Regions from separate parts of the Homo sapiens genome. Here region 1 is linked to region 2. The links are chromatin contacts, found by Hi-C in ENCODE. All regions are on one chromosome and are shown on one strand. Each heading gives the region's core, a stretch centred on a gene start or an enhancer-like site at or near the end of the contact. The rest is flanking DNA. Distances are from core to core; before and after follow the strand shown. Region 1 holds the start of LINC01767 (long intergenic non-protein coding RNA 1767). Region 2 has its middle 40 kb from the start of LINC01767.

Region 1 (3,891 bases), core at 1,073-3,572, 41 kb before region 2:
GGGATAGGGTCTCGCTTTGTCACCCAGGCTGGAATGCAGCGTTGTGATCAGGGCTTACTGCAGCCTCAACCTCCCAGGCTCTAGTGGTTTTCCCACCCCAGCCCCACTCAGTAGCTGGGACTACAGACACACATCACCTCACCTGGCTAATTTTTATTTTATTTTATTTTAATGGGGTCTTGCTATGTTGCTGGTCTCAAACTCCTAGCCTCAAGCAATCCTCCTTTCCCAGCCTCCCAAAGTGCTGGGATTATAGGCAAGAGCTGCTGAGCCAGGACTATGGAGGGATTTTTGATATGAGAGAAGTAGTGATAAATAAGACAATCAAGGTCCTTGCTGTCATGGACAGAGAAACAAAAGCAAACAAATGCAATCAGCCATTGATAAGCACTCTGCAGAGAATTAAGACAGAGGTTGGTCATGAGGTAGAGTAACTGGGTAATCAGTCCAAGGAAAGGGCAGTGCAAAGGCCCTAAGACACGAAGGAGGATGTGGGTTAGATAAACAAAGGAATGCAATGTTCTTTGGACCCACATGTGGATGTTTCTCATGGTCCACTGGTCACCCTGCTGGTCATACTTATTGCTGCCCAAATCACAGTGGCTCTGAGGCCCCTCCCATTTACTTGTGTGAATTCCAGGCTGTTTTGGAGGCTCTCCTTGCACCATCTCGTTTGCATCTCCTTGCAAACATCTTGTTGCAAACATCTCTTTGCAAACATCTTGTTGCAAACATCTCCTTGCAAACATCTTGTTTGCATCTCCTTGCACCATCTTGTTTGCATCTTGTTTACATCTTGCTTGCACCATCCTGTGCCCTGGGCATCACTCGGCCATGGCCCCCTCCTGGGTACCTGGAGCTCAGACACACTGCTAGACATAGCCTCAAGTTCAGACCCGCTGGCCCCTCCCTCATGGTGGTCTCCATGAGGACGCTGATGGGGAAGGTGGACAGCAAGGCCGATTCTAGCAAAATGCAGCTGATTGCAGAGAGGTGGCTCTGGAAGGTGATCAGGGACCCCAGTGGGATTCCCCGCCTTTGGGAGGCTGATAAGACACTGGAGAGAGACCTGGGTTTACTCCTTCAAGGAAAAAAAAATTAACATTGTCTGCTTTGTGCCAGATTGATGTCCAGCAGGGGCTGGCAACACCAGGGTCAATGAAAATCTAGCCCTCACCCTCCCCACTCATTGATCTTAGAGTTGAGTGAGACTTTAATACTAAGGTAGGGCATCTGGATGCAATTCCAGGAGCACCAACAGGCATCTGAATCACTCAGGAGACTTTCTGCAGCAAATTATAGCGAACCTAACTCACACTGGCTTGAACAATAAAAAGAGTTTATTGGTTCACCATCACCGAGAGGTTGAAAGGTGGGGAGGCTTCGGGTGTGGTGCAGTCAGGGCTTCAACTCCGGGTCTATGTGATTACCCTGGCCATGTCCTTCTTCTGTAGGTTAGCACCTTCCTTGGGCTGGTTTCTTCCAGGGTCACAGGATGGCTACCTGCAGACAGGGATGAGAGCAAGAGCATCACCCCCACAATCTCAGAATTCAATCTTGAGCATCTAGCTGATGGCCTTTTTCCACACCTGCCCAACGTCTGTGGCCAAGGAGATGCAAAGCCCTGCTAACCAATTCCTGTTGCAGAGCCAGTGGCACTACTGGGTCGACTCACCTCCTGAGCAGGAGGGAATTCTGCCTGAATCACTGGACAATGGTTGGAGGATGGACGTTGAGAAGTAGAAGTAATGTCTGTTACAATGGAAAGAGTGATATAACTGGATTTACATTGTTAAAGATCACTTTGGCTGGAGATAGTTTGGAGGAGCGCACAAGAGGAAGAAGGGAGAACAATTAGGAGCTCCCCCCAGGAGAGGTGATGGTGGCTGGGCCCAGGGGGAGGCAGGGGTGATGGAACAAAGGGGACAGACTAGAATCCTGCCTCTGATCCTTGGCAGCTGAGTGGCAGTGGCAAATCCCTTAGCTTCTCTTCACATCATTTTCCAAATCTGTAATATGGCTGTACAAATTCTTAGCCTTCAGGATTAAAGAAGATACATTAAACACGTGTAAAGAAGATACATTAAACACATTAAACACTACCTCAATAAGTGCATTTTATCATTGTTATTACCCAAACTCCTTAGCATGACGTTGGAGTCCCTTCGCATCTGGATCCACGTGACTCCAGGCGGCAGAGTTTCTGTGTTGGGCTGACAGTGCTCTTCCCGTCACAAGGTGGAAGCTTCCAAAAGGCAAAAACAATAACTCTACAGCCAGTTATGAAAGTTCTGTTTTGTCCCAGGGGATTTTGTACCTGGTCCCATCAGTCAGTGTCTACACTCTGAGCGGCACAGGGGGTGGTTTGTCGTGTTTTCAGTCCGCAAATATTGACAAAAGATTAAGGGTTGACTCAATGCACTTTGGTGAGTAAGAAAAAAACAGCTGGCTCAAATTTCCAGGCATTTATTTTCTCCTGAGTTGAGTTGCACTGTGGCTTTTGCCACTCCCCAGCTAGAGTCCTGAGCCCAGGAAAGCCCCTGCCTATCCCTGTCACTCCAAAATAATTTCACCAGAATCAGTGGGTTGAGTGTTTTTAGTACAGTCCATATAGTGCCTCAGCCTGCAAGGAAGATATGCATTCCTGGCAGAAAATGAGTCCATGCCAAATAGAGGGACCCTAAGCTAGGGATGTGTGTGTGTGTGTGTGTGTGTGTGTGGTGGGGGGCAGGGTGGGGGGCTGGTGGGAGCAGACCCATTGGGGGTATGGGGCAGTGGAGGGGGGATGGCACTACTTCAGTTTTTAGTTAGGTTTCAACTGGGATGATGGGAACCCATACGTTTGGGGATCAGATTGACCTGAGTTTTAATCTCATCCCTGCCATTCATTCATTGTGAGATTATTCATTCATTCAAAATAGGTCAGATATGGGATAAAAGCTTCAAAAGCTATTCCTAAGAAATGACTATCTAGTGATGGATACGGAGAAGTAGATTGTAACAGACTGTGATAAATGGGGAAAAAACAGAAGGTAGGAAGGACAGAGAGGGAGCACTGAATCCAGTGTTGCTTGGCGTGGTTGTGGTGGTCAGAAATCATGGGTTGCTTCCTGGAAGAAGCATCAAAGCATAGGGCTTCCTCCAGGAAGCACTGAGAAGGGAGAGGCATTAGCATGCAGAAGAGGTGTGCAGCAGGGATGGTGTTCCAGGCAGAAGTCTGTGGACAAACATGAGCATGGAGTGGAATGGGGTAGCGGGAGGCAGACCAGGCTGAAAGGGGAGCAGGGGCTGAACAATTAAGGCCATGAAAGCTGTTCTAAAGTTTCGACTTTATCAGAGGTCAAGGGAGAATCGTGGGAGGGTGTGAAGCAGAGGAAAGGCATGAGCACCACGCATTTTCAAGCATTTTTGGCTGCTTTGTGAAAAACAGACCAAAGCGGAATGAGGCAGGAAGTGGGGACAAAAGTCCAGAGGCTATCACATAGTACAGGTGAGAGATGGTAGCAGCTGGGTTGAAGGAAGGCTGTGGGGTTACGATAAACAGTCACCCGTGGAACTGGGGGATGTTTGTGATGTGGTCACAGGATCCTAGGGGAAGAACAGAATGTTATTAGGTGCCAGATGCTTCAATTGCCTCATGTTATTTCTAGTAACATCCCTGTGAGGTGGGCATGGACCTGACAGGGTGAGTGATGTGCCCACAGCTGGCAAGTGGTAGTGGCAGAACTCAACCCCAGGTCTGCCTATCCCCAGACCTGTGGTTTGTCACCACTGGATCATGCAGTTTTCCTAAGTCAAATGTAACAAGTTATTGCTTATCATATTTAAATTAAGACCCATAGAAGTTTTACCAATTCTGGAAAATTTAAATGGAGTGATAAATGCACTGAA
Region 2 (4,045 bases), core at 1,113-3,612:
AGGGGATGTTGGCAGCATAGAGAAGACGGCAGCCAGGACTGCCAAGGCAGGAACGAGTCAGAGGAGAGGAAGCAACTCAGATGGAGACGAAAAGTGCTTGAAATCTTCCCCTCTCTGCATCTGCAGGAACAGACGTGGCAGCAGTATGCACGCTGGAAGGAAAACAGGCTTTGCAGTCAAATAAATCTGCAGGTCCTCTCAGTGCAAGCCAGGGCTGGGGGGTCTTGAATGTCATGTTTTATTTTTCTGAATCTCCATTTCCTCATCTAAAAAAAATGGGATCAGTGATTCTTACCTTACAGGGTTGTTGTGGATATCAAAAGAGTGTTTTGTGAGTAATAAAACAGCCATTTATTAAGCACCTGCTCTCTACTAGGCACTGAGCCTAGTAGCTGTATGGATATAATTAGTAATCCCCTAATCATCCTGCAAGGTAGTGATTATCATCTCTAGTCTCCACTTCAGAGCTGAGGAAACTGAAGTTCAGAGACATTGAGCAATTTGCTCAAGTGATACAGCCAGAATTCCAACCAGGTTCTTTCAGCAAAGGTTACCATATGAATATGGACATGATGATTAAATTGTATAAATCTTTGTCAAGTCTAAAATTCTCCCAGAGCAGCAGGGTTCCTTCATTGTCAGTGCTTTTTCTTTCCCAACTTCCCCCAACTTTTTTTTTTTTAAACTAAAACTTTGGCTAACCTGGCAATCTACGAAAGAGGGGTTCCACTAAGTGATTTAAACATGATTTGATTCTCTTTGTCCTGTTGCTCTTTGGCATCAATGGGACATGGATCAGGAAATTATTTCTAGGTGTTTATATGAGGAAAGAGGAAAAGCTGCTGAGAGTTAATCTTTTAGACAATCCAACAGAATCTGAAATATCAAAAACTATCCTTCCAAAAGAAAACTATCAACCCTTTCAACATTTTTTGAATCTTTCTTTGAAGCTTTAGCCAAACAGAAGATAAATGTAAAAGGTAAGGAAAGCAAATTAACTTCTATTGAAACCCACCATGTGCCTGTGTCTTGATGTATTGTCTTCTCAGTTCCTCCTAGTAACCCCGTATGGTAGGTATCATTAGATTCATTCTTCCACATAAGGATGCTCAGAAAGGTAAATATTTGTCTGAGTTCATACAATGATTTGGCAGGAAAGCCAAGATTCAAACCGCAGCCTGCTTGGTCCTAAAGCCCAGGCTTTTTTTTTTTTTTTCTTCTTCTCCCTGCTTCTGAGTCTGCAGTCTCCTGAGGGGAGCAGTTGTTTCCTCTTTGTTTAAGGAGTCCGTCCTTTTGTCCTGGATAGCCCCAGAGAGATCCTGCATCTTCAGAAGAAAAAGGACTTTTCGCTTTAAGACTGCTTGGGACCTCCAAAGGTCTTTAGCAGAAAATGCAAGCAAGCACCCTATTGGAAGGTACTCTTAATGAAATGAACACCGGCTGGATGGTTCTATTTTTGGATGTGGGCTCAGACATTAGGAGCAGGCAGTATCTTTTCTTTTTCTTTTTCTTTCTTTCTTTTTTTTTTTTTTTGACAGGATGGGCTGGGGTTGGGGGAGGAGGAAGCAAGAATTAAGCAGAGAAGGCAAGCTCCTTTCTGTTCATCTAACTCAAAGTGAGTATTATGGATTTAAATAACCCATGTGCAGTTCTATTACTTAGTGGTTTTACCCAGATCTAGGCTACTACAGGTGAAAGATGTTCTATCTGTCCTGTGCTTAATTTTTAATGCAGTCTTGAATTACTTTTGTAGAAAAATCCAAACACTTAGTTTGCATGCCATCCTCAAGGTTCTCCTTCTGGGGTGGAAAGCTCACAGGCTTTGGGGATTGTGAGGCTTGAGTTCGACCTTCTGCCATGCCACTGATCTGTGTGGCTTTGGGTAAGCCATCTAGTATCTCTGACCTTAGGCCCCTCCTCTGTAAAATGAGTACAATCATGCATGCTTTTTAAGGTTGTCATCATTGCAAAGTGCTTGATGCTTGGCAGACACTCATTAAACATTAGTTACTTTTTCTCCCTGTATCTCAAAGTGCAAATTCTTTATCTTTATTCTCTTAGGTCGAGAAGGGCATGAGTGATGACCTATATTTTTAGGACAGCTTGGATCCACCCAGATTGTTGGCAGGGGCTATTGGCTGTGGTTTAAGACTTAAGCCAATGCCCATTATGTCATTATGGAGCCTGCAAAAGTGATTACTAATGTTACTTTTCCAGTTCACTGCAGAGCAGAGGGGAGAGTTTTTCACACTGCTGGCGTTTTGTTGGAGCACGAAGATACGAATCACAGATGGCTTCCTCGGCAGATGTGGCCCTGTAGAACTGCAGTGCTGGTTTATAAGGGGTTTAATGAAAACCTGGCACCCTCCCAGACTTGAATCAATCCTCTAGGGTCTCAGCTTATGCACGTACAGACCAATCTGCAAATGTGCACCATTATTGACGGTGTGGGGAATGCTGGGGTGAAAAGTTTTTACCTGAGAAACAAAGCCAAACCTATCTGGCCAAGTTCACAGGCTTGGCCTGGGAGATGGAACAGTGCCGTGGAAGGGAAGTTGGTAGGAGAAGAGTGGCTGCAGCTGGAGGATGTCCAGATGGCCGCTGCCCAGCTGGGGGTGATCCGGGCTCAGGGTAGAATGATGGTTTTACCAGCTGCTTCGGGCTCACAGTATTTTCTTCCTTGCCATGGCTAAAAAGAGTGAGCAGGACTCGCAAGTGGGAGATATGGAATATCGAAATAGTTTCTGTCTAGTTCATATTATGGACTGGAACTGAACTTGCATATTGTTGCTTCTGCTTGAAATGTTCTTCAAATGGTCAGCTTGCTATTTCTCATCTGTTTTATTTTGGCTTCAGTGTCATTCCTTGGCAAATGCTTTCTTGATCACTTCCCTGAAAGAATCTCCAAGCTCTTTGCCATATTCTATCTTAGTTGTGCATTTGTTCATAATATATCACAATTTATTTGCCTATTTGGTTGCTGTTTTGGTCCTTTACTAAAATATAAGCTCTTTGAGGGTAGGAAGTCTGTTCATCTTGTTCACCAATGCAGCCGAGTGCCTAGTGGAGTACCTGGAACATAGTAGACATTCAACAAATATTGTTGGATGGATGAATACATTTTTGTGACAAGACTAAGATAAATCAGTCTTTGTAGATTAAAGCCACCATTTACAAGCTGTATAACTGTCTAAATTACTTAATCTTTCTTAGTCTCAGATTCTTTATCTGTGAAAAAAAAGATGGCCAGGCGCGGTGGCTCACGCCTGTAATCCCAGCACTTTGGGAGGCCGAGGCGGGTGGATCACCCGAGGTCTAGAGTTCGAGACCAGCCTGACCAACATGGTGAAATCCCATCTCTACTAGAAATACAAATTAGCCGGGTGTGTTCGTGGGCACTTGTAATCCCAGCTACTCGGGAGGCTGAGGCAGGAGAATCTCTTGAACCCAGGGGACGGAGGTTGCAGTGAGCCAAGATCACACCACTGCACTCCAGCCTGGGCAACAAGAGCAAAACTCCATCTCAAAACAGAAAAAAAAAAAGATAAAAATATAGTAGAGGGAGCTGTTTGTGTAGAATAGTGTCTAGAAATAAGAAATGGTCAATAAAGCTATTATTATCCAGTTATTGAAGAATTAAGTTCACCACCAACAAATATTTATCAATATTTCTATTCTAATATCTATTGAGAATCTAGTATATGCTATGCCCCCACACCAAGCACTTTTACATGCATTATCTTATGCTATTCTTCACAACCTTGTGAGATATTCTTCCCATTTTAGAACAAAGGAAATAGATTAAGTGGTTTGAACAAGCTTACATAGCTACTCAGTGGCAGAGGCAGTATTAACTCCATTTCTATTTTTAAAGCCCTAATTTTCCCCCATAATTCCAGGCTGCTTCCTATTAACACTCATTCTGGATAAATAAACATAAGGAAGCCACATTCTCTGTCCTCTGGAGGCTCTGGTTTAGGTGATAAGACATATGTAAGAGTAAAATGAACACTAATAAAAACCATTTTTTTGGTGCTGCTTTGAA

What was found. Hi-C counts contacts between places; a loop is a spot of excess contacts on that map.
Region 1: a map of PC-3 shows a loop between it and region 2 (11-fold over the local background). The contact joins the promoter of LINC01767 here to the enhancer-like site in region 2. A Hi-C loop is called at or near these places in 4 of 168 maps with a recorded cell type or tissue (PC-3, cardiac septum, gastrocnemius medialis and 1 more).

The regions. Positions count from the first base shown.
Region 1 is chr1:56,413,394-56,417,284 of GRCh38, reverse strand. It overlaps LINC01767 (long intergenic non-protein coding RNA 1767), which reads right to left and starts at 2,322. Exons shown (of 4, transcript NR_147163.1): 1 at 2,135-2,322; 2 at 1,943-2,037; 3 at 1,676-1,752; 4 at 1,319-1,503. The region is part of intron 1 of LOC124904185 (a long non-coding RNA gene); the gene reads left to right.
Region 2 is chr1:56,372,773-56,376,817 of GRCh38, reverse strand. No RefSeq gene overlaps it. Among named protein-coding and RNA genes, the nearest start is that of LINC01767, 40 kb to the left of the region's middle. Within about 2 kb of position 2,362, at least 8 of the 41 ENCODE cell types and tissues checked have a DNase peak (open chromatin) inside an H3K27ac peak, as active enhancers do; they include PC-3, gastrocnemius medialis and heart left ventricle, where a contact is called at or near this core.